2 separate regions of the Homo sapiens genome follow, and region 1 is linked to region 2. The links are chromatin loops, found by intact Hi-C in ENCODE. Cell type or tissue: mammary epithelial cell. All regions are shown on one strand. Each heading gives the region's core, and the rest is flanking DNA. Links, peaks and the distances in the headings are about the cores only.

What was found. A loop is a pair of places that touch in the nucleus more often than their neighbours do. Peaks named below come from ENCODE experiments on the same cell type or tissue, not always from the same donor. Only the 100,000 strongest peaks of a DNase experiment are listed, where the experiment ranks them.
Region 1: it touches region 2 in a loop (16-fold over the local background); 6 of 110 quality-filtered maps call a loop at or near these places.

What each region holds. Positions count from the first base shown.
Region 1 is chr7:5,165,814-5,181,334 of GRCh38, reverse strand. It overlaps the pseudogene RNU6-215P. Among named protein-coding and RNA genes, the nearest start is that of WIPI2, 17 kb to the left of the region's middle. In mammary epithelial cell, for the core only: a CTCF peak has its summit at 6,637 (motif pointing right); no DNase peak of the experiment used is centred there.
Region 2 is chr7:4,791,816-4,803,045 of GRCh38, reverse strand. It overlaps RADIL (Rap associating with DIL domain), which reads left to right. Exons shown (of 15, transcript NM_018059.5): 12 at 1,051-1,393; 13 at 2,736-2,875; 14 at 3,277-3,416; 15 at 3,563-5,991. The coding sequence ends at 3,668. AP5Z1 (adaptor related protein complex 5 subunit zeta 1) reads right to left here. Exons shown (of 17, transcript NM_014855.3): 17 at 8,649-11,230. Among named protein-coding and RNA genes, the nearest start is that of MIR4656, 8.8 kb to the right of the region's middle. RefSeq lists silencers at 4,819-4,868, 10,693-10,812 and enhancers at 9,444-10,118, 10,223-10,302. In mammary epithelial cell, for the core only: a CTCF peak has its summit at 4,760 (motif pointing left); no DNase peak of the experiment used is centred there.

The sequences.
Region 1 (15,521 bases), core at 3,011-11,010, 380 kb before region 2:
AAAAATGTAAAGAATGGCAATGGAAACAAAAAATATTGAATGGATAAAAGGAAATGCTTCCAGAATAGTGGAGCAAGAATCTCCAAAAACTCACTCCTCCATATAAGCAAAGAGAATGCTGACAAAAATGGTCAAAATCAATTTCTTCAGACCTGGAAATTATCTAAAGGCTTGCAACAATTTGAAGAGTATATGTTCAAGTAAGAGGGCTGAATCTCAGTATAAACACTGATTTTGTGCCATTTTAATTTGCTCTAAAAGCATCCCTCTCTTCCAGATCCATGAAAATAGGCTGGCTTTTAACCATGGTAGCTGTGAAAACAAGCATCTTGCCAGTCACTGGAAGAGGCAGGCTGGGCTTGGAGCTCCCTAAAAGCCCCATCCCCCAAAAACTGTCACTATTTGACTTGTCTGCCAGTTTGCTGAAAAATGCTATTCTCAAAGCTTGTCTTTATTTGATCCAAGAGTTTGCCAGTATCTGTGCAAATAGCCCTATGCCCAAGGCATTTGTCCAAAACAATCAGTGGCAATTGTTTAACATTTCAACTACCTGATGTGGTGTAACCGTGGCAAGGCAAGGGTTAAAAAGAAAAGAAGAACAAGTTTTCCTCTGCTTAGCAGCTCACTTCAAGGACAGTTACAAGATAACACTGTCTGAAAAGTTGAAGCCAAAGGAATGGGCTCCAGACATCCATACCCGGCTAATTTTTTGTATTTTTAGTAGAGATGGGGTTTCACCATGTTAGCCAGGATGGTCTCGATCTCCTGACCTTGTGATCCCCCGCCTCGGCCTCCCAAAGTGCTGGGATTACAGGCGTGAGCCACTGCGCCTGGCTTGATCAAAAATTTTTTAAAGGAATAACTGGGAAAAGAGATGCCAATAAGATACTTTAAAAAACCCCTGCTGTGTTTCTGAGAATCTAGTGGGCTACGTGCATGTACAGGGCTGTGCGCACACCCAGGAAGACCTGAGAAGGTCCTAAACTCTCACCTCTGGCTGACCTTGAGTGTCTGCACAAGAGGAAATGAAGGCTAAGGCAGAGTTGTAAGTTGCTTGCTGGAGTATTGAAAACATGCCTCAACACACACAGAGTTTGTCAGCAAATGCTGGGAAACTTAATGGTCTAAAGCATTTAAAAAGATCACTTTTTAATTTTTTAAATCATTTTTTTAAAAATATGGAATAATTCACGAATTTGTGTGTAATCCTGGCACAAGGGTCAGATAATCTTCTCTGTATCATTTTAATTTTAGTGTATGTGCTGCCAAAGCAAGTAGACGTCTAGGAATATCTCTGTCCAGTTATTAGCTGACCACTGAGATAACTAAGCAAAGTCTTCAGTGGTTGCACAGAACAAAGAACACAGATTTTACAAAGTCCAGAAAAGTCACTAAACAAACACCAGCAGCAACAAGCAACAACAACAGCAAACCCCAGGGAGTGGGGAGAGAGGAATCTGATTTCCAGAAGTGCCATATTGTTTAATTTAATTTTTTTTTCTTTTGTAGAGACAGAGTCTTCCTATGTTGCCCAGGCTGATCTCAAAGTCCTGGGCTCAAGTGATCCTCCTGTCTTAGCCTTTCCAAGTGCTGGGATTACAGGCGTGATCCACTGCACCCGGCCATAAACTATGATGTTTGCCAGGCTAGGTGTATTGAATGCATTTTGACTTATGATATTTTCAACTTAAAATGGGTTTATCAAGACATAATTCTATTGTAAGTTGAGGAATATCTGTATATGCATAATGCAAATCCCAGAAGGATAGGATTGAGAAGAGGGGGAGAAAGAATATTAGAAGAAATAGAGGGTGAAAACTTCCTGAATTCGATTTAAAAAATATTAATCTAAATATTCAAAAAGTTTGATGAACTCCAAGTACGATAAACTAAAAAACGATTAACAGCTAGGCACATGATAGTCAAAGTGTTGAAAGTCAAAGAGAATCGTGAAAGTAGCAAGAAAAGTGTAACTCATCACATACAAGGGACATTCAATAAAATTAACAGTTGAGTTGCTATCAGAAAAAATGGTCACGATCCAGTTTTCCCAGCACCATTTGTTTGCAAAGGCAATTCTTTCCCCCTCAAATTGAAACACTTGTCAAAAACATAAGGGCTTACTTCTGGACTCTTGGTTCTATTCTATTGATCTAATGTCTATCCTTATGCCAGTACCACACTGTCTTGATTACCGTAGCTTTGCAGTAAGTTTTAAAACTGGGAAGTGTGAGACCTCTAACTTGGTACGTCTGTCTTCCAGATTGTTTTAGCTATTCCAGGTTTCTTAATTTTCATAGGAATTTTAGGACCAGCTTGTCAGTTTTTGCAAAACTACAGTCAGAATTTTGATAGGAATTGTGTTGACCCTGTAAGTAATTTTTGAGACAATTGGTATCTTAATATTAAGTCCTGGGCATGGTGGCACATGCCTGTAGTGCCAGGTACTTTGGAGGCTGAAATAGAAGGATGATTTGAGTTCAGATACTCAAGTCCATCCTGGGCAACATAGTAAGAACTTCATCTCTAAAAACAAAAACAAAACCCACAACATTAAGTCTTCTGATCCATGAATATGGGACGTATTCCCATTTATTTAGGTCTGTGATTTCTTTCAACAATGTTTTGTGGTTTTAAATATACAAGTCTTGCAGTTTATTTGTTTATTTATTTGAGATGGAGTCTCTCTCTGTCCCCAGGCTGGAGTGCAGTGATGCAATCTCAGCTCACTGCAACCTCCGCCTCCGGGGTTCAAGCCATTCTCATGCCTCAGCTTCCTGAGTAGCTGGGACTATAGGCTCACGCCACCATTCCCAGTTAATTTTTTTGTGTTTTTAGTAGAGATGGGGTTTCGTCATGTTGCCCAGGCTGTTGTTGAACTCCTGACCTCAAGTGATCCACCCACCTCGGCCTCCCAAAGTGCTAGGATTACAGGCATGAGCCACTGTGCCCAGCCAATCCTATTTCTTTGCATGTCTCATAATTATTTCTTGAAAGCTGGATTTTTTTAAAAATTATTATTATTATTATCATTATTTGAGACAGAGTCTTGCTCTGTCGCCCAGGCTGGATTGCAGTGGCGTGATCTTGGCTCACTGCAAGCTCTGCCTCCTGGGTTCATGCCATTCTCCTGCCTCAGCCTCCCGAGAGCTGGGACCACAGGTGCCTGCCACCACACCTGGCTGATTTTTTGTATTTTTAGTAGAGACGGGGTTTCACCGTGTTAGCCAGGATGGTCTCAATCTCCTGACCTCGTGATCTGCCCGCCTTGGCCTCCCAACGTGCTGGGATTACAGGCGTGAGCTGCCACGCCCGGCCAAAAACTGGACGTTTTAGATAATGTATTTTAGCAACTCTGACACTTGATTCCCCCAACTCCAGTCAGGGGTTGTGGTTACTGTTGTTTGCTAGGTGATGTATTACTTTGTGACTGGGCTGAACAAGTTTCACCACTACGATCCTCATCTCACACTATGCAGACTCAGATGTCCCTGCTCAGATTTTTTCTTCCTGTTTTTACCTTTTAACTTGGCTACCTAGGGGTCGCCCCTGGGTCAGCATAAGCCACTTAATGGTTAAAGATTGTGCTTGGCCAGGCACGGTGGCTCATGTCTGTAATCCCAGCACTTTGGGAGGCCGAGGCAGGAGGAGCACTTGAGCCCAGGAATTCAAGACGGGCCTGGGCAACACAGCGAGACCCCATCTCTACAAAAAATAAAACAAATTAGCCAGTCATGGTGGTGCATGCCTGTAGTCCCAGCTACTCAGGAGACTGAGGTGGGAGGATTGCTTGGGCCCAGGAGTTCAAGGCTGCAGTGAGCCATGATCATGCCACTCCATTCCAGCAGCCTGAGTGACAGAGTGACACCTTGTCTCTCTCTCAAAAAAAAGTTGTGTTTAAGCCCCTTGGCCAGTTAGATTTTTGCCCTTTCCCACTGGACGTGTGTGTGGCTTGGAGGCTGCTATCACCATTCAGAGAATTTCCCCTTTTGCCCTGGTCAGTCAGGAACTGGTAGCTTGGCATTCTTCCTGTGATTTCTCCCGAGAAGGCGCAGCTTTGGGCAGGCAGCCTTCCAGATGGCCGGGGATGGCTCTGACGTCATCTTTAAGCCTGGCTTCCTAGGAGTCACCGCTGTGCCAGAGCGGCTTATCGTTTGTTCCGTGCTGGCCACAGCTTATGCTAAGCCCCTGGTACCTGTGACAATGGGTCTGGGTGCGTGTGGGGAATGTTTTGGGTCTACTCCAGGTGTTAATCTGATTGCTTCGAGTGGGTGCTGCCAAGCACAGGTCCACAGAATTCCTGACCACCTCCCCCCAGTTTGTCTATGATCCCGTGGAGATATTCTTGGCTCTCTCTTTCTCTCGTTCTCTCTCTCTCTTTTTCTTTTTTTTGGAGACAGAGTCTCGCTCTGTTGCCCAGGCTGGAGCGCAGTGGTGCGATCTTAGCTCACTGCAACCTCTACCTCCCATGTTCAAACGATTCTCCTGCCTCAGCCTCCGGAGTAGCTGGGACTACAGGTGCATGCTGCCACTCCCAGCTAATTTTTGTAGTTTTAGTAGAGATGAGGTTTCACCACGTTGGCCAGGGTGGTCTTGAACTCCTGACCTCAGGTGATCCGCCTGCCTTAGCTTCCCAAAGTGCTGAGATTATAGATGTGAGCCAATGTGCCTGGTCTTAAGTTTCTTTATAATCAATGGTCTCTTCAGTGCACTTTTTTTTTTTTCGAGATGGAGTCTCTCTCTGTCACCCAGGCTGGAGTGCAATGGCATGATCTTGGCTCACTGAAACCTCCACCTTCCTGGTTTAAGCAATTCCCCTGCCTCAGCCTCCCGAGTAGCTGGGATTACAGGTGCATGCCACCACGCCCAGTTAATTTTTTTGTATTTTTAGTAGAGACAGGGTTTCACCATGTTGGCCAGACTGGTCTCAAACTCTTGACCTCAGGCAATCGGCCCGCCTCAGCCTCCCAAAGTGCTGGGATTACGGGCATGAGCCACTGCGCCCGGCTTCACTGCCCGTTTTTATGTCAGGGATTTGTTGGCGAGACTGAAGCCCCTGTCCTACAGAATGTCCCGCATTCTGGATATAGCCAATTGTGTTCCTGTGGTTTCACTTAACACAAAGATGTGAATATTCTTGTCTCTTTTACTTAGAACTAGAGGAAAATCTGTTTGGGCAAGACTTCTGTGATTCCCATAGGTCAGAGGGTGTGTGTATTTTTTTCTCTTTTTTTTTTTTTTTTTTTGAGACAGAGTCTTGCTCTGTTGCCCAGGCTGGAGTGCAGTGGCGCTGTCTCGGCTCACTGCAATCTCCACCTCCCGGGTTCACGCCATTCTCCTGCCTCAGCCTCCCGAGTAGCTGGGACTACAGGTGCCCGCCACCATGCCCGGCCAATTTTTTGTATTTTTTAAGTAGAGACGGGGTTTCACTGTGTTAGCCAGGATGCTCTCAATCTCCTGACCTCGTGATCCACATGCCTCGGCCTCCCAAAATGCTGGGATGACAGGCGTGAGCCACCGCGCCCGGCCGGGTGTGTGTATTTTAGATTTTGACTTGTGCTGCTGAAAAGGTTGCACTAATGTACAGGCCTCTAACCCTGTATGGAAATGCCGTTCCCACCCCAGCCATAAGCAGAATCAACCCTTAATGTGATCTTTTAATATTTTTAATAGAGACAGGGTCTTGTTCTGTTGTCCAGAACTACTCCTGGGCTCAAGCGATTCTCCCACCTGGGCCTCCCAAAATGATGGGATACAGGCATGAGCCACCACACCCGGCCTACTATGATCTTTTAAAAATTCTTGGGCCCGGCGCCGTGGCTTACGCCTGTAATCCCAGCACTTTGGGAGGCCGAGGCGGGCGGATCATGAGGTCAGGAGATCGAGACCACCCTGGCTAACACGGTGAAACCCCATCTCTACTAAAAATACAAACAATTATTTAGGCGTGGTGGTGGGCACCTGTAGTCCCAGCTACTCGGGAGGCTGAGGTAGGAGAATGGCGTGAACCTGGGAGGCGGAGCTTGCAGTGAGCGGAGATCGCGCCACTGCACTCCAGCCTGGGCGACAGAACGAGACTCCGTCTCAAAAAAAAAAAAATTCTTTCAGTTTTTCTGAGACAGGGTCTCGCTCTGTCACCCGGGCTGGAGTGCAGTGGCATAATTATGACTCATTGCAGCCTTGACCTCCCGGGCTCAAGTCATCCTCCCACCGCAGCCTCCCAAGTAGCTGAGACTACAGGAGCGTCCCACCATGCCCAGCTAATTTTTATTTTTATTTTTTTGAGATGGAGTCCTGCTCTGTCGCCAGGCTGGAGTGCAGTGGTGCGATCTCGGCTCGCTGCAACCTCCGACTCCCCGGTTCGAGCGATTCTCCTTCCTCAGCCTCCGGAGTAGCTGGGATTACAGGCGTGCGCCACCATGCTCAGCTAATTTTTGTATTTTTAGTAGTGACAGGGTTTCACCATGTTGGCCAGGATGGTCTCAATCTCCTGACCTCGTGATTCGCCTGCTTTGGCCTCCCAAAGTGTTGGGATTACAGGCGTGAGCCACCGCGCCCGGCCAGTGATCATTTTTAATATGTGATAATTCTATTTCTGGCCACAAGAGGCCACCAACTCCCAGCATGTTGGACCCAAGGGGACCCTCCTAGGCTGGCTGACTTGGCATGGGCTCCCCTCCTGGGAGGCGGGAATGGGACTATTGTTCCGGGAAACACCTCAAGTCCCGTGATCAGGACTAGAGGAGTGGGGCGGACAGGGCAGGATTGGACAAGAGGCTGCACATGTCAGAGAAGGGCCAGGCTGAATTTCAGACCTGGTGGTCAGCTCCTGGAAATTCGAGCACTGAACCCTTCTGTGATTAAAAATGCATGGTAGTTAAAGCTGCCGGCCATCGTTATGGCAGCAGGTGTGCCTCCGAACACACTTCTTCCCCCCTCTGCTATGCACGACAGACATACACACACACACACACACACACACACAGTACAAAGATGTGGAGATGTGGCCTCTCTCTTTTTTGTTGGTGTAGTTACGTATATTTTCAGGTGCTTTTTTTTGGTTGATTGAAGTATAATTTACATACGGCAAAATTCACCTGTGTTAGGTGTATAGTTCTATACATTTTTTTTTTTTTTTGAGATGGAGTCTCGCTGTCACCAAAGCTGGTGTGCAGGGCACAATCTCAGCTCACTGCAACCTCCGACTCCCAGGCTCAAGCAATGCTCTTGCCTCAGCCTCCTGAGATGCTGGGATTACAGGCACCTGCCACCACACCTGGCTAATTTCTGTATTTTTAGTAGAGACAGGGTTTCATCATGTTGGCCAGGCTGGTCCCGAACTCCTGGCCTCAAGTGATCCACCCACCTGGGACTCCCAAAGTGCTAGGATGACAGGCATGAGCCACCTCACTTGGCCTGTTGTGGTTTAATTTGCAATTCCTCGTGGTCAGTAATGTTGTGCATGCTTTCCTGTGCTTATTTGCCATCCGTATATCTTCTTTGATAAAGCGTCTTTTCAACACTGAGTGCATTTTCTTTTTTAGAGGGGGAGTCTTCCTCTGTTGCCCAGGCTGAAGTGCAGTGGCGCCATCATAGCTCACTGTAATCTCACAGCGCTGTGTGCACAGCTGTGGTCCAAGCTACTCGAGAGGCTGAGGTGGGAGGGTCGTCTGGGAGGGTCGTCTGGCCCCAGGAAGTTGACGCTGCAGTGAGCTGTGATTGCGCCACTGCACTCCAGCCTGGGTGACAGAGCAAGACACCATCTTAAAAAAAAGAAAAAAAAAAAGGCTAGGCATAGTGGCTCATGCCTGTAATGCCAGCACTTTGGGAGGCCGAGGTGGGTTGATCACTTGAGGTCAGGAGTTCGAGAACATCCTGGCCAACATGGTAAAACCCCGTCTCTACTAAAAATACAAAAATTAGCTGGGCGTGGTGGCGCATGCCTGTAATCCCAGCTACTCGGGAGGCTGAGGCAGGAAAATCACGGAACCTGGGAGGCGGAGGTTGCAGTGAGCCGAGATCATGCCACTGCACTCCAGCCTGGCGACAGAGTGAGACTCGGTCTCAAAAAAACAAAACAAAACAAAAACCAAAAACAACAAAAAAGAAATCAATGATTTTTTTTTGTCAATAATAACCAAACACTGGAAACAGCTCAGGTGTTGATCAACAGCAGAAGGATTCAACAAACTATGGGGCACCTATGCCCTAGAAAACCACCTGACAATAAAAATAAGTGAACTACTGATGCCCACAACTTGCATGGATCTCAAACACGTTCTAAGGAATCTAGAATGATTCCATTTCTAAGAAGTTCTAGAATAGGCAAAGCTAGTCAGAACAGGCAGTGAAGATTGAGTGGAACAGGCATGATGGAACTTTCTGCGATTCTTTTTTTTTTTTTTGAGACAGGGTCTTGCTCTGTCACCCAGGCTGGAGTGCAGTGGTGCAGTGGCATGATCGTAGCTCACTGCAGCCTCGACCTCCTGGGCTCAGGTGATCCTTCTGCCTCAGCCTCCCGGCTAGCTGGGACCACAGGCACGCCACCACACCTGGCTAATTTTTGTAGTTGTTCTAGAGGCAGGGTCTTGCCATGTTGCCCAGGCTGGTCTCGATCTCCTGGACTCAAGTGATCTGCCTGACTCAGCCTCCTGAAGTGCTAGGACTGCAGGCGTGAGTCACCACACCTGCCCCATCATTTTTAAAAATGCATTTCAAAGTAGCTGGCAAACATCACGATAAGCACTTCAGCATGCATACTATTAACTAGAGTTGAATATGTGTTTACCGCTTCGTTTTTGGCAGGGGAAATTTACACGGTGCAATGCATAACTTTTGAGTGAACGTTCACTGATGGTTAACAAATGCAGACACATGTGTGAGCCAAAGCCCTTTAAATATATATAGAATCAGCCGGGCGCGGTGGCGCATGCCTGTAATCCCAGCACTTTGGGAGGCCGTGGCGGTGGATTACCTGAGGTCAGGGGTTTGAGACCAGCCTGGCCAACATGGTGAAACCCCGTTTCTACTAAAAATACAAAATCACCCAGATGTGGTGGCACATGCCTATAATCCCAGCTACTCAGGAGGCTGAGGGAGGAGAATCGCTTGAACCCAGGAGGCAAAGGTTGCAGTGCGCCGAGATCACGCCACTGCACTCCAGCCTGGGCGACAGAGTGAGACTCCATCTCAAAAAAGGCAAAAACAAAAACAACAGCAACAACTATATATATATATTCTGGCCAGGTGTAGTGATTCATGCTTTGAGAGCACTTTGGGAAGCAAAGGGGGTGGGTGGGAATGGCTTGAGGTCAGGAGTTTGAGACCATCCCAGGCAATGTGGTGAAACCCCATCCCTAGTCGAAATACAAAATATTAGCCGGGGGTGGTTGCAAGGCAGCACCACTGTACTTCAGCCTGGACACAGAGTGAGACTCTGTCTCAAAATTAAAGAAAGAAAAAAAAAGAAAAAAGGATGGATGAATGTATCAAGGGATAGATACATGACAGGACAAATAGGGTAAGATGCCAGTAGTAGCATCTGGGAGGTGGCCGTACATGTGTTCATGATACAATTCTGTTAAACTTCTCTGAATGCTTGAAAAAGTACAAGATAAAAATGTTGGCAAAATTAACTGTCAGTGATTTATCTTTCTGTCTTTTTTTGTTTGTTTCTGTTTCAGAGACAGGGTCTGGCTCTGTTGCTGAGGCTGGAGTACAGTGGCATGATCATAGCTCTCTGTAGCCTCAACCTCCTGGGCTCAAGTGATCCCCCTGACTCAGCCTCCCCAGTAGCTGGGATTACAGGCGTGTGCCAACATGCCCAGTTGATTTTTAAAATTTTTTTGTAGAGGCTGGGCTCGGTGGATCATGCCTGTAATCCCAGCACTTTGGGAGGCCAAGGTTGGTGGATGACCTGAGGTCAGGAGTTCGAGACCAGCCTGGCCAACATGGTGAAACCCCGTCTCTACTAAAAATACAAAGGAAAAAACAAAAGAAAAAAAAATCAGCCAGGCGTGGTGGCATGCGCCTGTAACCCCCAGCTACTTGGGAGGCTGAGCCAGAAGAATTGCTTAAACTGGGGAGGCAGAGGTTGCAGTGAGCAGAGATCACACCACTGCTCTCCAGCCTGGGCAACAGAGCAAGACTTCATCTCAAAGAAAATTTAAAAAAAAAAATTTTTTTTTGTAGATATGGGTCTTGCTCTGTTGCCCTGGCTGGTCTCAAACTCCTGGGCTCAGGGGATCCGACCCCTTCAGCCTGCCAAAGTGCTGGGATTACAAATATGAGCTACCTTGCCTGGCCTGATTTCTCTTTCTTAGTAGTACCTAAGAGAAACATGCATCTTACAGGTGATGGTGCCCTAGATCTAATGAAATATGGTGTTATTTTTAAGCTCAGCCAGGACGAGTGCAGTGGCTCACGCCTGTAATCCCAACACTGGGAGGCCAAGGCGGGTGGATCACTTGAGGTCAGGAGTTTGAGACCAGCCTGGCCAACATAGTGAAACTCTGTTTCGACTAAAAATACAAAAATTAGGTGGGCATGGTGGTGCACGTCTGTAAACGCAGCTTCTGGCAAACCTGAGGCATGAGAATCGCTTGAACCCAGTAGGCAGAGGTTGCAGTCTGCCGAGATTGCGCTACTGCACTCCAGCCTGGGTGACAGAGAAAGACGACTCTCTCAAAAAAAAAAAAAAGATACAAAGAAAAATAAAAGAAGCTCAGCAGCCAGGAACCTAGGCACTGCCCTCAGTGGCCACCACCTGCCCATTTCCTTTGAAAACTCTGGACTCTGTCTCCTGGAATCTGCATTCTCTGATCCCCCCAAGTCAACGTGGAACCAGCTCCTGCCCTAGATGGCAGCACCACCTTTTCCCAGCACCCATGCCACACCCTCCTGTGACACTGAGTGTGTGGTTCCCCTACTTCCTTCCCTCCCCGGCACCTGGAGGACAGAGGCCAGACCCCTTACTCCAATTCTAGGAACCAGAGGGACTCCAATCGCACCACACTGCTGCATGCCGCTGAGCCTTTGTGGGTGCTGGTGTTTTTGTTTTGTTTTTTGTTGTGGTGTTTTTTGAGACAGAGTCTCTCTCTGTCCCCCAGGCTGGAGTGCAGTGGCGTGATCTGCAACCTCTGCCTCCCAGGTTCAAGCATTCAAGCGATTCTCCTGCCTCAGCTTCCCAAGTTGCTGTGGGGACTACAGGCACGCACCAGCATGCCTGGCTAATTTTTGTATTTTTAGTAGAGATGGAGTTTCACCATGTTGGCCAGGCTGGTCTCGAACTCCTGATCTCGGGTGATCCACCCACCTTGGCCTCCCAAAGTACTGGGATTACAGGCTTGAGCCACCATACCTGGCCTGCTCTTGACCTCTTTTATTGTTGTTTTTGTTGTGTAGATCAAGCCACGACATCACTGGGTAGCTGTCAATCCATTAGGAACACCGCTAGGTCTATTTCCCATTGCCACTGATTGCTTGGGGTTAGGACGCCATGGTTCTCATTCCAGCGTTGCCACCCGTATGATCAGTGTATTTCTCTCACCTCTGATGGCTAAGTGCTACCTCTTAGAATTTATTTATTTATCGTTATTATTATTTTTTCAAGATGGAGTCTTGCTGTGTCGCCTAGGCTGGAGTGCAGTAGTGCGATCTCTGCTCCCTGCAACCTCTGCCTCCCAAGTAGCTGGGATTACAGGTGCATGCCACCATGCCTGGCTAATTTTTGTATTTTTAGTAGAGACGGGGTTTCGCCATCTTGGCCGGGCTGGTCTCGAACTCCTGACCTCGTGATCCACCCACCTCGGCCTCCCAAAGTGCTGGGATTACAGGTGTGAGCCACCCCACCCCGCCTATTTATTTATTGAAATGGAGTCTCGCTCTGTTGCCCAGGTTGGAGTTCAGTGGCATGATCTCGGCTCACTGCAACCTCTGCCTTCCGGGTTCAAGCAATTCTCCTGCCTCAGCCTTTTTAGTAGCTGGGCTTACAAGCACCCACCACCACGCCCAGCTAATTATTGTATTTTTAGTAGAGATGGGGTTTTGCCATGTTGGCCAGGCTTGTCTCCAACCCCTGACCTTGGGTGATTCATCCGCCTTGGCCTCCCAAAGTGTTGGGATTACAGGCGTAAGCCACCGCACCTGGCCAATTTTTGTACTTTTATTTTATTTTTATATTATATTATTATTTTTTTTCTGAGACAGAGTCTTGCTCTGTTGCCCAGGCTGGAGTGCAGTGGCATCATCTTGGCCCACTGCAACCTCTGCCTCCCAGGTTCTACCTTTCTCCTGCCTCAGCCTCCCAAGTAGCTGAGATTACAGGTGCCCGCCACCGCATCCTACCTAATTCTTGTACTTTTAGTAGAGATGGGGTTTTATCATGTTGCCAGGCTGGTCCTGAACTCCTGACCTCAGGTGATCCGCCCCCCTCAGCCTCCCAAAGTGCTGGGATTACAGGCATGAGCCATTGCGCCTGGCCAACTCCGCATTTTTAAACAAAGTTTTCTCTTCCTTAACCAATTAGAAATAAAAAAAAAAAATCTTTGAATCCACCTATGACCTGTAAGCCCCCACTTTAAGATATCCCACCTTTTAGGGCCAAACCAACGTATAGCCTCCATACTGATTTATGACTTTGCCGTAACCTCCGCCTCCTTACCTTTAAAGACGCCTACCTGCAAGCCAGCAGGGAGTTCTGGATGTAAAGCTGCCAGATTCTCCTTGCTTGGCGCCCTGCAAATAAATGCCCTCTTTTTTCTCGCTGCAAACCTTGGTGTGGGTGGTTGGCCTCACTGTGCCAGGCATCTGGACCCTGTGAAGGTCAGTCCTTGCTTCCTCTCACTGATTTTTTTTTTTTTTTGAGACAGGGTCTCACTCCCTTCTCCCAGCTGCTGGAGTGCAGTGGCACAATCATTGCCCACTGCAGCCTCCACTTCCTGGACTCGGGTGATTCTCCCACTTCAGCCTCCTGAGTAGCTGAGACCACATGCATGTGTCACCACGCCCGGCAAATGTTTTGTATTTTTAGTGCAGGCAGGGGTCTTGCTATGTTGCCCAGGCTGGTCTCAAACTCCTGAGCTCAAGCAGTCCGCCCGCCTTGGCCTCCTAAAGTGAAGGAAATATAGGTGTGTGCCACCATACCAGGCCCAAGATGTTATCTTTAATTTCTATAGAGAACCAAGTATCTGGTGACTCTAACTCCCTTGGCTATTGGTTTAAGCTACTTTTTTTTTTTTTTTGGAGACAGAGTTTTGCTCTGTCACCCAGGCTGGAGTGCAATGGTGCAATCTCGGCTCACTGCAACCTCCGCTTCCTGGGTTCAAGCGATTCTCCTGCCTCAGCCTCCTGAGTAGCTGGGGTTACAGGTGCATCCCACCACACCCAGCTAATTTTTGTAGTTTTGTTTTGTTTTGTTTTGTTTTGTTTTTGAGACACAGTCTCAGCTCTGGTGCTAGGCTGGAGTGCAGTGGTGCAATCTCGGCTCACTGCAGCCTCTACCTCCTGGGTTCAAGTGATTCGCCTGCCTCAGCCTCCCAAGTAGCTGGGACTACAGCGTGTGCCACCACGCCCAGCTAATTTTTGTATTTTTAGTAGAGATGGGGTTTCACCATGTTGGCCAGGATGGTCTTGATTTCTTGACCTTGTGATCCACCCGCCTTAGCCTCCCGCGGTAGTTTTTAGTAGAGACGGGGTTTCACCATGTTGGCCATGCTGGTCTCGAACTCCTGACCTCAGGTGACCTGCCTGCCTCAGCCACCCAAAGTACTGGGATTACAGCCATGAGCTACCGTGCCTGGCGGATTCAAGGCTGTTATCTGTATCCTGAGATCTGTTCCTTCTGGCTCCTTCATCCCCTCACAACCCTGTAGTTGCTTCTCTTGCAGTTACCCGCCATGATCCAATGCCATTTAACCTGAATCCATGCTCAGGGCTTCCCTATAAGTGCTGGGCTCTCTCCTGTTGGAAAGAAACAATTTCTTTTTCTTTTTTTTTTTTTTTTGAGATGGAGTTTCACTCTTGTTGCCCAGGCTGGAGTGCAATGGTGCGATCTTGGCTCACTGCAACCTCCGCCTCCCGGGTTCAAGCGATTCTTGTGCCTCAGCCTCCTGAGTAGCTGGGATTACAGGCACCCATCACCACGCCCTGCTAACTTTTTTGTGTGTTTTTAGTAGAGACATGGTTTCGCCATGTTGGCCAGACCGGTCTTGAACTCCTGACCTCAGGTGATCCGCCTGCCTCCACCTCCCAAAGTCCTGGGCTTACAGGTGTGAGCCACCAGGCCCGGCCGGAAAGAAATATTTTCTGAGATACATAAGCTTTTTTTAAAAATTAAGGGCCAGGCACCGTGGCTCACATCTGTAAGTGCAGCACTTTGGGAGGCTAAGGCAGGAGGATTGATTGAGGCCAGGAGTTGGAGGCTACAGTGAGCTGTGATTGCACCACTGCACTCTAGCCTGGGAGACAGAGCGAGACCCTGACTCTAACAATAATTACATCAATAAAATTTGAAAGTTAAAATTAAGATTCTTCAGCTTCTTTTGGGCCGGGTATGGTCGCTCATGCTTGTAATCCCAGCACTTTGGGAGGCTGCAGCAGGTGGATCACTTGAGGCCAGGAGTTTGAGACCAGCCTGGCCAACACTGTGAAACCCCATCTCTACTAAAAATACAAAAATTAGCCGGTGTGGTGATGCATGCCTGTAATCCCAGCTGTTCAGGAGGCTGAGACAGGAGAATCGCTTGAACTTTGGAGATGGAGGTTGCGGTGAGCTGAGAGCATGCCACTCTATTCCAGCCCGGGTGACAGAACTAGACTCCGTCTCAAAAAAAAAAAAGAAAGATTCTTCAGTCTCTTTTGATCTTCCTATGCCCACTTCATGGTGCCCGGAGCTGCTCATGTTTAGATTTGCCATGGGCGGTGCTCCCATACATCTGAAGATGCAAAGATCTCTTTTCTTCCTGGTCACCTAATCCTGCTGGCCTTCTCAGGCTCATCTGCAGAAGACCCCACTCAAAAGTAGGGTCTGGCCGGCCGCGGTGGCTCATGCCTGTAATCCCAGCACTTTGGGAGGCTGAGGCAGGTGGATCACCTGAGGTCAGGAGTTCAAGAACAGCCTGGCCAACATGGCGAAACCCCGTCTCTACTAAAAAATACCAAAATTAGCCAGGCATGGTGGTGGGCGCCTATAACCCCATCTACTCGGGAGGCTGAGGCTGGAGGATAGCTTGAACCTGGGGGTTGGAGGTTGCAGTGAGTCAAGATCATGCCACTGGGTGAAAGAGCGAAACTCCATCTCAAAAAAAATAAAAATAAAAAAAGTGGGGTCTTCTTCAGAAGATATGTTTGCATGATTTCCATGAGGAAGGCATGTGCTCTGTCCCTTTCTTCCCAATGCTCACTGTGTCTTTTTTTTTTTAATATATGTTTGCATGATTTCCATGAGGAAGGCATGTGCCCTGTCCCTTTCTTCCCAATGCTCACCGCGTCTTTTTTTTTTAATAGACTTGACTTTTTTAGGC
Region 2 (11,230 bases), core at 628-8,627:
GGGGGCCCCCCAGCCAGCGTGCCCTGAGGTGCCCGGGGAGGGGGCCCAGCCAGAGTGCCCCGAGGTACCCGGGGAGGGGGCCCCCCAGCCAGCGTGCCCCGAGGTGCCCGGGGAGGGGACCCAGCCAGCATTCCCCGAGGTGCCCGGGGAGGGGGCCCCCCAGCCAGAGTGCCCCGAGGTGCCCGGGGAGGGGGTCCAGCCAGCATTCCCCGAGGTGCCCGGGGAGGGGGTCCAGCCAGCATGACCCGAGGTGTCTGGGGAGGGGGCCCCCCAGCCAGCGTGCCCCGAGGTGCCCGGGGAGGGGGCCCAGCCAGCGTGCCCCGAGGTGCCTGGGGAGGGGACCCAGCCAGCGTGCCCCGAGGTACCCGGGGAGGGGGCCCCCCAGCCAGAGTGCCCCGAGGTGCCCGGGGAGGGGGTCCAGCCAGCATGCCCCGAGGTACCCGGGGAGGGGGCCCCCCAGCTAGAGTGCCCCGAGGTGCCCGGGGAGGGGGTCCAGCCAGCATTCCCTGAGGTGCCCAGAGAGGGGGTCCATCCAGCATGCCCCGAGGTACCTGGGGAGGGGGCCCCCCAGCCAGCGTGCCCCGAGGTGCCCGGGGAGGGGGCCCAGCCAGCGTGCCCCGAGGTGCCCGGGGAGGGGGCCCAGCCAGCGTGCCCCGAGGTACCCGGGGAGGGGGCCCCCCAGCCAGCGTGCCCCGAGGTACCCGGGGAGGGGGCCCAGCCAGCATGCCCCGAGGTACCTGGGGAGGGGGCCCCCCAGCCAGCGTGCCCCGAGGTGCCCGGGAGGACAGGAGAAGGGTTGGAAGCTGGGCTGGGGGCAGCAGGCGGGAGCTCTGGGAACCCCGGGAGTCCTGGCCCAGCGCAGGCTGTGCTCCGGATGGCGGGGAAGCCCCTTTGCCTCTTGCGCGTCTCAAGCTGCACAGGCTGCGGGAGTCCTTTGCTGACCTCTGCCCCGCGGCCTGGCGGCCCTTCTGCTGCAGGCTGCCCAGTTGCCCGAGTGCTGTGTCCACCTGGCCACTCCTCTACCTGAGCTGTCACCCTTCCTCTCCCTAGGGTATGCACCACGTGGTCCTTGACGGGCACCTGGAGGCCCCGAGCTGCCCCCTGGCTCCCAGGGACCCTGGCCCAGCAGCCCGGGAAGTGGCCCCGGAGCGTACTCTTCCCTTGAGGGGGGCTCCCTGGGCACAGGCCCCCCCTGGAAGGCAACCCAGCCGTGGGGGCTCCCAGGCTGGCCCCCCGCACACGGACTCGTCCTGCTTGCTCACGCCTCCCAGCACTCCACTTGGCCCTGAGCCTGGGGACCCCGACTGGCCAGAGTCCGGCGGCCCCTGTGGAAAAGCGCTCCCAGAGAGGCAGAGGAACGGACTCAGCGGCCTCCGGGGTGCAGCTCCGGAAGGTGAGCCCTGCCTGGTGCTCAGGCGGGAACCCACCCCAGACCCCGCACAGCACCCTGATGGCCGGTCCCCTGGGATCGTTCCCCCCTTGGGTCCTAGGTTTCCTTACCTGCCCCACAGACACCTGCAACCTGAGACGGGGCCAGATGGAGAGGGCTCAGGGCTGCTCAGCCCCCAGCAGCTGGGCCACACGGTCGCTCAGTCGCTGACACGTCTTGGGCAGATACTCACTGTGATCTGGGAGGGAGAGAGTCTAGAAAGTGGCTCAGAGTCACTCCTGCACTGGGCAGAGGAAGGGATGGCTGAGCCAGTGGAGAGGATGTGCTGAGGGGGAACCCAGGGGTCTTCAGGGAGAAGGTGGAGCTGGAGTCCTCCAGGGCAGGGCCTGTGTGTGCCTGTGTGCTTGTGCGTGTGGATATGTGTGCTCACAGGTGCATGGGTGTGCTGGTGCGTGTGTGCATGGGTGTGTGCATCTGCATGGGTGTGTCTGCATGGTGTGCATTGTGTGTGCATCTCTGCATGGGTGTGTCTGCATGGTGTGCATTGTGTGTGCATCTGTGCATGGGTGTAAGTGCACGTGTGCATGGGCATGCTTGCACATGTGTGCATGGCTGTGAGTATATGTGTGCATGAGTGTGTGTGCGCAGCTGGCCTAGGCTGGGGAGGGCATTGAGGGTGAGGCAGCCCCAGCCGGCCCTGGCCTCCTGTGAGGGGCTTGGGTGTGCCTTGCAGGAGCGAAGTGTCCTGGGTGCGTGTGCAGAGTCAGAGTGTCCCCTGTGGCTTGGGGCCACCTGGCCAAGCTGGGTCCCAGGCAGGCCACTTGCTCAGGTGCACAGCTCATCTCTGACCTAAGTGCACCCACGGCAGGATCACCATTATGGAGAGGGCACCAGCTGGTGGCCCTCAGGGCAGGTGCTTGGGCTGGGCTGGGCTAGGGCCTGGGGCCCCGGTCTGGTCAGCGGTGGGAACCCTCAGGGTGCACATGGCCACATCTGGGTGTGGAGGGAGGAGGAGGAGGAGCAGAGATTGCTGAGGAGGTGGCACAGAACCGCGTGGGTCCCTGGAGCTGGAAAACAGCCGCCCCCAGAGGGGCGAGTGTCCTGGGACTGCCAGGGGCGGGGACTGAGGTGCTCCCTCAGGGAACATGGGGGTGTCGCCCATGGGCGGACCCCGACCCTAATGTCTGGGTTGCCGGTCACATTCTGCCTGAACAGCGTCTCCTGGGAGCCACAGGAGGCCATCCCATCCCTGACGCCCTACAGAGGCAGCCAGGCCAGGACATCCCATTCCTCGTCGTGATTCCTGGCGCCTCACTCCCACCCACCTTTCCTGGCCCCCACCCAGGAGACTCTGCAGCCCTTGCGGAGGAGTCCCCTCCAGCCCCGTCCAGCCGCAGCTCCAGCACCGAGGACTTCTGCTACGTCTTCACGGTGGAGCTGGAACGAGGCCCCTCCGGGCTGGGGATGGGCCTGATCGACGGGATGGTGAGTGGCCCAGGACCCTCGCCGCACCCCCATACTGGCTGCCTGGCCCCGCCTGTTCATGCAAGCCTGGCCGCAGCTTGCGTGGCCACGTGGCTACAGGAAGGCCTTCGGGGAGGAGAGTGGGGTTGGCCTCTGCAGCTGGGAGGGGAACCCAGCCTGTCCAACGGCCACGCCCCCTGGGCCTGCTGTCTCTTGCCTCTGTCCTCAAGCCTTTGGGGTCTGTCCTGGGCCTGTGGGGACGGTGGTGTCCACTGCTTTTCTGGAGGGACGCGTGAAACCATGAGTGGGCCTGGCTGGATGCCAGGCGGGGGCCTGTAGGTGCCAAGGGAGGGGCTGCAGTGGTCCTCGCTGGGGACAGCCAGTCGGGCCTGCGGAGCTCTGAGGCCTCTGCTTGTCCCCAGCACACGCACCTGGGCGCCCCCGGGCTCTACATCCAGACCCTGCTCCCGGGCAGCCCCGCAGCGGCCGACGGGCGCCTGTCGCTGGGGGACCGTATCCTGGAGGTGAATGGCAGCAGCCTCCTGGGCCTTGGCTACCTGAGGTACCCCCACCGCATGCACGCCCGGCCCCTTCTCCCAGATGCCCTGCTCAGGGGAGTGGACCTGGGGTAAAGGAGAGGCCCGGCTGCACCCTGTGGGTCTCCCCTGGTGCCCTCCTGCCCACCCCCACCTCTGGCATGGATTTCAGAGCTGTGGACCTGATCCGTCATGGCGGGAAGAAGATGCGGTTCCTGGTCGCGAAGTCCGACGTGGAAACAGCCAAGAAGATCCATTTCCGCACGCCCCCTCTCTAGGGGGGCTGCGAGGACACCCCCACAGGCCCGGCACCCGGTCCCACCTGGTGACACTGGGCTTCCTCCCGCCTTCGTCCCTGTTTTGTAACTGACCAAGTTGGGTCCCGGGTGGGGAGCCTCACCCTGGGGACATGCCTGTTGATAACATGCATCTCAGTGTAGGTTCTATTTATATGGCAGATGACGTGAAATTGTGATGTTTGTTACAGAGCTTTTATGTTTAAAGACTTCAATGGAGAAGTACGGTTCAATAAACTATTTTTCCCGTTCTTAGAGGGTGCCCTGCTGGGGTCTCAACTCGGGCAGCAGGCGTGGGCTGCTCGGAGGGGCCGCAGGGGCTCCCCATGGCCTCTGCCTGCCACCGGCACGGGAGAATGCAGTGACAGCTGTCATCAGGGGATCATCTGAACTGACTCTCCCTGCCCCCGTCCCACCCAGACACAGGGCACTGCAGGAAGCAGCTCCAACAGCCCCTCCCAGCTGAAGCAGGGCCAGACCTGGCAGAGGATGCTGGACTTCTGATCCCGCTGCTCAGCACAGGCCCCAGAGAAAGGTCTAGACACCCAGGCGTTGGAAAGTGGACCGGCCTGATGGTCTCTGAGGCGCCGAGCCCACCCTGGGCCCTGCTTCCTCTCCCAGGACTCCTGCTCCCTCCTGAGTTCCTCTCCCCTACTAAAGCCACCAGCGTGGCCCTGATACCAGGCTGGCGGCCCCAGGCCCTTAATCCTCACCAGCGTCCCCCTGGCCACCGGCCCTAACCCGGGCAGGAGGCCAGCGTCCCTCTCCACCAGCTGGCTGACCATGCGCAGGACCAGGGCAGGGCACTTGCTGCCTCGGGGTGACAGCGTGGGTCGCTGGGCATCCTCAGCAGCTCCACCAACTGGGTGTGGGTGGCTTCCGCGCCCTCCTGGCTGTGGTGGAACTGGTGGCCCAGGGTCATCTTTGATAGCAACAGAGAAACCCTGGGGAAGAGGGTCCCGGCATCAGTTGCAGATGCACCTCTCACTGGGACAGAGGTCTGTGCGGGGTCCCCAGATCGGTGTCCTGGGTCTGTCCCAGGCCCTGGGCCTCGTGCAGCTCCACGCTGCCCCCTGGTGTGCGCTACGGCGAGGTGCAGCGCGTCCGCCCCGCGCCCTCTGCCGACCCGCAGTTCTGTGTGCGGCTCCGCATTGCGCCTGGCTCGAAACGGCGACCACTGCCAGGTTCCCAAAATACTGGATAAAATATATATATATATATAGTGTTTGTATATATATTTAAGATATGTAAAATATATGAATATATATAAATATATAATTATATATGAATATATTACATATTCATGTATACGTAATATATTCGTATATTTTATAAACATTTTTTATATTTTATTATATAAAATATAAATATTTAATTTTTTTTTATGAGACGGAGTCTCGCTCTGTGACCCAGGCTGGAGTGCAGTGGTGCAATCTCAGCTCACTGCAACCTCCACCTCCCAGGTTCAAGCAATTCTCCTCAGTCTCCTGAGTAGCTGGGATTACAGGCGCCTGCCACCACGCTTGGCTAATTTAGTACTTTTAGTAGAGACAGGGTTTCACCACGTTGGCCAGGCTGATTTCAAACTGACATCAAGTGATCTGCCCGCCTTGCCCTCCCAAAGTGCTGGGATTACAGGCGTGGGATTACCATGCCTGGCCTTGTTCTGTTTCTTTTCCTAGGAGTCCCACAACGTGTGTGTTAGCACTGCCGAGAATGTCTCACAGCTCTGGACGGTCTGCATTTCTGGACCTGGTGCAGATCCCAGGATCCTGGACTCTGATTTGATGCCTTAACGGTGGAAGGGGGTTGAGTATATTTTTTATGTGGGAGGGGTGTGGACTGTGGCCAGAGGAAAGACAGTGGCAAGGCATTTCCAAAGGTGGCCACCAACAGTTCCTCCCACAAAGAGAAGGGGGCTTATCTCTTCTTCCCTGCAATATTCTCCGGCCTTCTGACTTGCTCCGAACAACAGGATGCAGCATAAGTGATATTCTGGGACCTTCCAAGCCAGACTGAAGGGCCTTTGGTTTCTATTTTCATGCTCCTGGAACTCAGCATCCATGGAAAGAAGCTCTTGGCATCACCCCAAGGAAGGGAGGCCCCGTGGAGTCGGGGAGGCCCAGCTAGCCTCTGGCCGCTGAAGCACCTAGCTGAGGTGCGGGACTGGTGAGGGCTGCCACTGGCTGTTCTGGTCTTGCTGAGCTTCCAGGCGAATGCAGTCCCACCAGTGATCCCGGGGACACCACGTGGAGCAGAACGACTTCCCAGCCAGGCCCCAGACAATCTACAACACTGTGAAAGGTAACACTTCTTATGGGTGTTTTGTTTTTTGGTTGTTTTGTTGATGGAGTTTCACTCTGGTCACTCAGGCTGAAGTGCAATGGTGCAATACGGCTCACTGCAACCTCCGCCTCCCAGGTTCAAGTGATTCTCCTGCCTCAGTCTCCTGACTGGGATTACAGGCACCTGTCAGCACACGCAGCTGATTTTTGTATTTTTAGTAGAGACCAGGTTTCACCATGTTGGCCAGGCTGGTCTCAAAACTCCTGACCTCAGGTGATCTGCCTGCCTCGGCCTCCCAGAGTGCTGGGATGACAGGCGTGAGCCACCGTGCCCGGCCTGTTTTTGTGTTTTAAAAGCATTTTATTTTGACATAATTATAGATCCAAAGGAAGCTGCAAAAATAGCAGAGTCCCGTGTACCTCCACCAGCTTCTCCCACTGCAAAACCTGAAAACCGACGTTGACTTGTTACTATTAATATAGCAGTTACGCTTTGTACATATTCAGTTGTCACCACTTTTTAAGTTAAAGTGGAATTCACATAGAGTTAGCTATTTAAAGTGTATAATTCAATGGCAAGCAGCACGTTCACAGTGTTATGCAACCATCACCACTGTCTAGTTTGGTCACCTCCAACGGGGAAAACACGGCCACTAAGCAGGCTCTCCCCATTCCCTTCTGCCCCTAGGCCCTGGCAACCACAAACCCACTTTCTGCCTCTGTCTACACCTCTTGTGGATATTTCATGTAAGTGTTATCAGAAAGGGGTCCTGATCCAGACCCCAAGAGAAGGTTCTTGAACCTCGAGCAAGGGAAAATTCAGGGCAAGTCCATAAAGTGAAAGCAAGTTTATTAAGAAAGTAAAGAAACAGGCCGGGCACGGTGGCTCACGCCTGTAATCCCAGCACTTTGGGAGGCCGAGGCGGGCAGATCACGAGGTCAGGAGATCGAGACCATCCTGGCTAACACGGTGAAACCCCGTCTCTACTAAAAATGCAAAAAATTAGCCGGGCGTGGTGGTGGGCACCTGTAGTCCCAGCTACTTGGGAGGCTGAGGCAGAATGGTGTGAACCTGGGAGGCGGAGCTTGCAGTGAGCCGAGATCGCGCCATTGCACTCCAGCCTGGGCAATAGAGCAAGACTCTGCCTCAAAAAAAAAAAAAAGAAAGAAAAGAAACAGGCGCAGCGGCTCATGCCTATAATTCAAGCATATTGGGAGACTGAGGTGGGTGGATCACCTGAGCTCAGGAGTTCGAGACCAGCCTGACCAACATGGTGAAACCCCATCTCTACTAAAAATACAAAAATTAACTGGGTGGGACAGACGCGTTGGCTCACGCCTGTAATCCCAGCACTGTGGGAGGCCAAGGCCTGACCACCTGAGGTCAGGAGTTTGAGACCATCCTGGCCAACATGGTGAAACCCCGTCTCTACTAAAAATAGAAAAATTAGCTGGGAATGGTAGCAAGCGCCTGTAATCCCAGCTACTCAGGAGGCTGAGTCAGGAGAATCACTTGAACCTGGGAGGCGGAGGTTGCAGTGAGCTGAGATTGTGCCATTGTATTCCATCCAGCCTGGGTAACAGAGCAAGACTCTGTCTCAAAAAAAAAAAAAATAAATAAATAATAAAATTAGCTGGGGGTGGTGGCACACACCTGTAATCCCAGCTACTCAGGAGGCTGAGGCCGGAGAATTGCTTGAAACCAGGAGGTGGAGGTTGCAGTGAGCCGAGATTGCATCATTGCACTCCAGCCTGGGCAACAGGGCAAGACTCTGTCTCAAAAAAAAAAAAAAAAATGGCCACTCCAAAGGCAGAGCAGCAGCATGAGCGCTAGTGAGTATATTTAGAGTTATTTCTTGATTACATGCTAAACAAGGGGCGGATTATTCATGAGTTTTCTAGGAAAGGGATGAAGATTTCCTGGAACTGAGGGTCCTTCCCCTTTTTAGACTACATAGGTAACTTCCTGACGTTACCGTGGCATTTGGAAACTGTCACTGCGCTGGTGGGAGTGTCTTTTAGAATGCTAATGAATTATAATTAGCAACTAACGAGCAGCAAGGATGACTAGAGATCACTGTCGTTGCTGTCTTGGTTTTGGCCAGCTTCTCTACAGCATCCTATTTTATCAGGAGTGTCTTTGGGACCCGCATCTTGAACCTGTACCTTGTGCTGACCTCCTGTCTCATCCCGTGACTAAGAATGCCTGTCCTCCTGGGAATGCAGCCCCGCAGGTCTCAGCCTCGTTTTTACCCAGCCCCTATTTAAGACGCGGTTGCTGTGGCTCCCACGCCTCTGACCTGAGTCATGCAGTATGTGGCCTTGGGTCTGGATTCTTTTGTGTCCGGAATTGGTGGGTTCTTGGTCTCACTGACCTCAAGAATGAAGTCGCGGACCCTCGCGGTGAGTGTTACAGTTCTTAAAGGCTGCGTGTCCGCAGTTTGTTCTTTATGATGTTCGGATGTGTTCGGAGTTTCTTCCTTTTGGTGGGTTCGTGGTCTCGCTGGCTCAGGAGTGAAGCTGCAGACCTTCGCGGTGAGTGTTACAGCTCTTAAGGCGGCGCGTCTGGAGTTGTTCGTTCCTCCCAGTGGGTTCGTGGTCTTGCTGGCTTTAGGAGTGAAGCTGCAGATCTTTGCGATGAGTGTTATAGCTCATAAAGGCAGTGTGGACCCAAAGAGTGAGCAGCAGCAAGATTTATTGCAAAGAGCGAACAAACAAAGCATCCCGGTGTGGAAGGGGACCCGAGTGGGTTGTCACTGCTGGCTCGGGCAGCCTGCTTTTATTCTCATCTGGCCCCACCCACATCCTGCTGACTGGTAGAGCCGAGTGGTCTGTTTTGACAGGGTGCTGATTGGTGCGTTTACAATCCCTGAGCTAGACACAAAGGTTCTCCATGTCCCCACCAGATTAACTAGATACAGAGTGTTGACAAAAAGGTTTTCCAAGTCCCCACCAGAGTAGCTAGATACAGAGTGTCTATTGGTGCATTCACAAACCCTGAGCTAGACACAAGGTGCTGATTGGTGTGTTTACAAACCTTGAGCTAGATACAGAGTGCCAATTGGTTTATTTACAATCCCTTAGCTAGACATAAAGGTTCTCCAAGTCCCCACCAGACTCAGGAGCCCAGCTGGCTTTCACCCAGTGGATCCTGCACAGGGGCTGCAGGTAGAGCTGCCTGCCAGTCCCGTGCCCTGCTCCAAAGGCACTCCTCAGCCCTTGGGTGGTCGATGGGACTGGGTGCCCTGAGCAGGTGGCAACACTCGTTGGGGAGGCTCGGACTGCGCAGGAACCCACGGAGGGGAGGGGGGAGGCTCAGGCATGGCGGGCTGCAGGTCCCCAGCCCTGCCCCGCAGGAAGGCAGCTAAGGCCCAGTGAGAAATCGAGCACAGCAGCTGCTGGTCCAGGTGCTAAGCCCCTCACTGCCCAGGCTGGCGGGGCTAGCCGGCGGCTCCGAGTGCGGGGCCCACAGAGCCCACGCCCACCCGGAACTCGCGCTGGCCCGCAAGCACCGCGTGCAGCCCTGGTTCCCACCGCGCCTCTCCCTCCACACCTCCCCGCAAGCTGAGGGAGCCGGCTCCGGCCTTGGCCAGCCCTGAAAGGGGCTCCCACAGTGCAGTGGCGGGCTGAAGGGCTCCTCAAGTGCTGCCAAAGTGGGAGCCCAGGCAGAGGAGGCGCCAAGAGCGAGCGAGGGCTGTGAGGACTGCCAGCAGGCTGTCACTTCTCACTTTCACTTAGCATATAATGTTTCTAAGGTTTATCATCTTTTCTGTAAATCTGAAAAACTATTCTAAAATTTCAGTTTATTTAAAAAAAAAGTTGAGAGCTGGTGAGCTTTGCCCTTTTCCCAGCTGCCTCCTGGAGGCCACCTGAAGGTTGCTCCTCCCTGGGCTGGGGTCATGCCCTCCGAGGCCCTGTGGCCATGAGCTCCTCCTTGTCCCTTGGATGAGCGGGACGGCCCTTCAAGTCACACTCCCAGTCCTAAGCCGGGCGCTGCTGCACAGGCTGCGGACTTAGCACCAGCTGGCCTGGGCGGTGGCCCCACGAGTGCCTGGGAGCTGGGAGCCAGGACACCCCCGACGCCTTCAGGTCAGGGAAGCCCCGCCCCAGGGCAGGAGGGGAGCTGCGGACTCAGTGGGAGACTCATTCCGAGCCTAGGGGCAGCCCCACGCTCTCTGAGCTTCGGGATGAGCCCAGCAGCGCCCCCACACCCACTGCTGCAGGCGGGGTCGTGCACCGCACTGGGAAGTGATCCCGAGACCCGCGCACTGGCACGCACGCCTTGGTATGCACAGTTGTACACGTGCGCTGCTGTTTCCACGTGGAAACACAAACACAGTGCTGCCGACGGAAGCGCCTGCCAGCGCCAGCCTTTCCTGCGGCCCCGGCTCAGCGGCCCTGGGCTGTCATCGCAGGCCGCGGGGGACACCAGCCGTCCTGGAGCTCGGAACGCGACCCAAGGCCCAGGCTGTGGGGCAGGCGAGCGCTTCCTGGGCTGGAACCTGGCGGTGAGGACCCCGCGGTTCGGCTCGGGCATCTGGGGAGCTCCTGAGCCCGCACGGTGTCCCCTGCTCCGTTCCTTGCGCGTCACTCGCCCCCTCCATAGTCCTGAGGCTGGGCAAGGGGCAGGACCCTGCAGTCGCCTTCAGCCTGTGGTTTCTTAGTCGCAGAGCTATGGGGGATTGGGGGCGGGGCCGAGGCCGGAGGGGAGGTGGGCGGGGCCAGAGCAAAAGAGGAGACCGGGGGCGGAGCCAGAGTGGGGAGGGGGAAGAGTTTGAGCCTGGGGGCGGGGCGTGAGGCTCTCGGGGCGGCGGCGCCCCCTGGCGGCTGAGCCCGTCCCAGGCACCGGGCGGAACGTGCGACACAGCTGTGCCTTGGTAGTCCGGAGGGTGGGACCACAGGGCCCAGGAAGGTGGCGGGGCTGGGGCCGCACGCCCAGACACCTCCCCTTCGCGCGAATCCAGTGTTCTGAGCTCCACTCAGGTGGCTCCCTGGGGCCTTCCCTCCGAATGGCCAGAGGCCGCAGCCTGCATAGGCCATGGCGCTTGCAACCCTCCCCCGGTCCCCTTCATCTTCAGGCTATTCAAGGGCATCAAAAGGGGCATTGACAAGCGCACCACCCAGAGCGGTGACCACACCCGGGAACTCGCGCCGCTGCCTTCCGGGCTGTGCACAAATGACCTGGTTTCTGTAGCAGCAGTGGCACGCCGGGCTGAGCCTCCAGGACTGGCAGCAGCTGCCAGGGGTTCCCATCCCTGG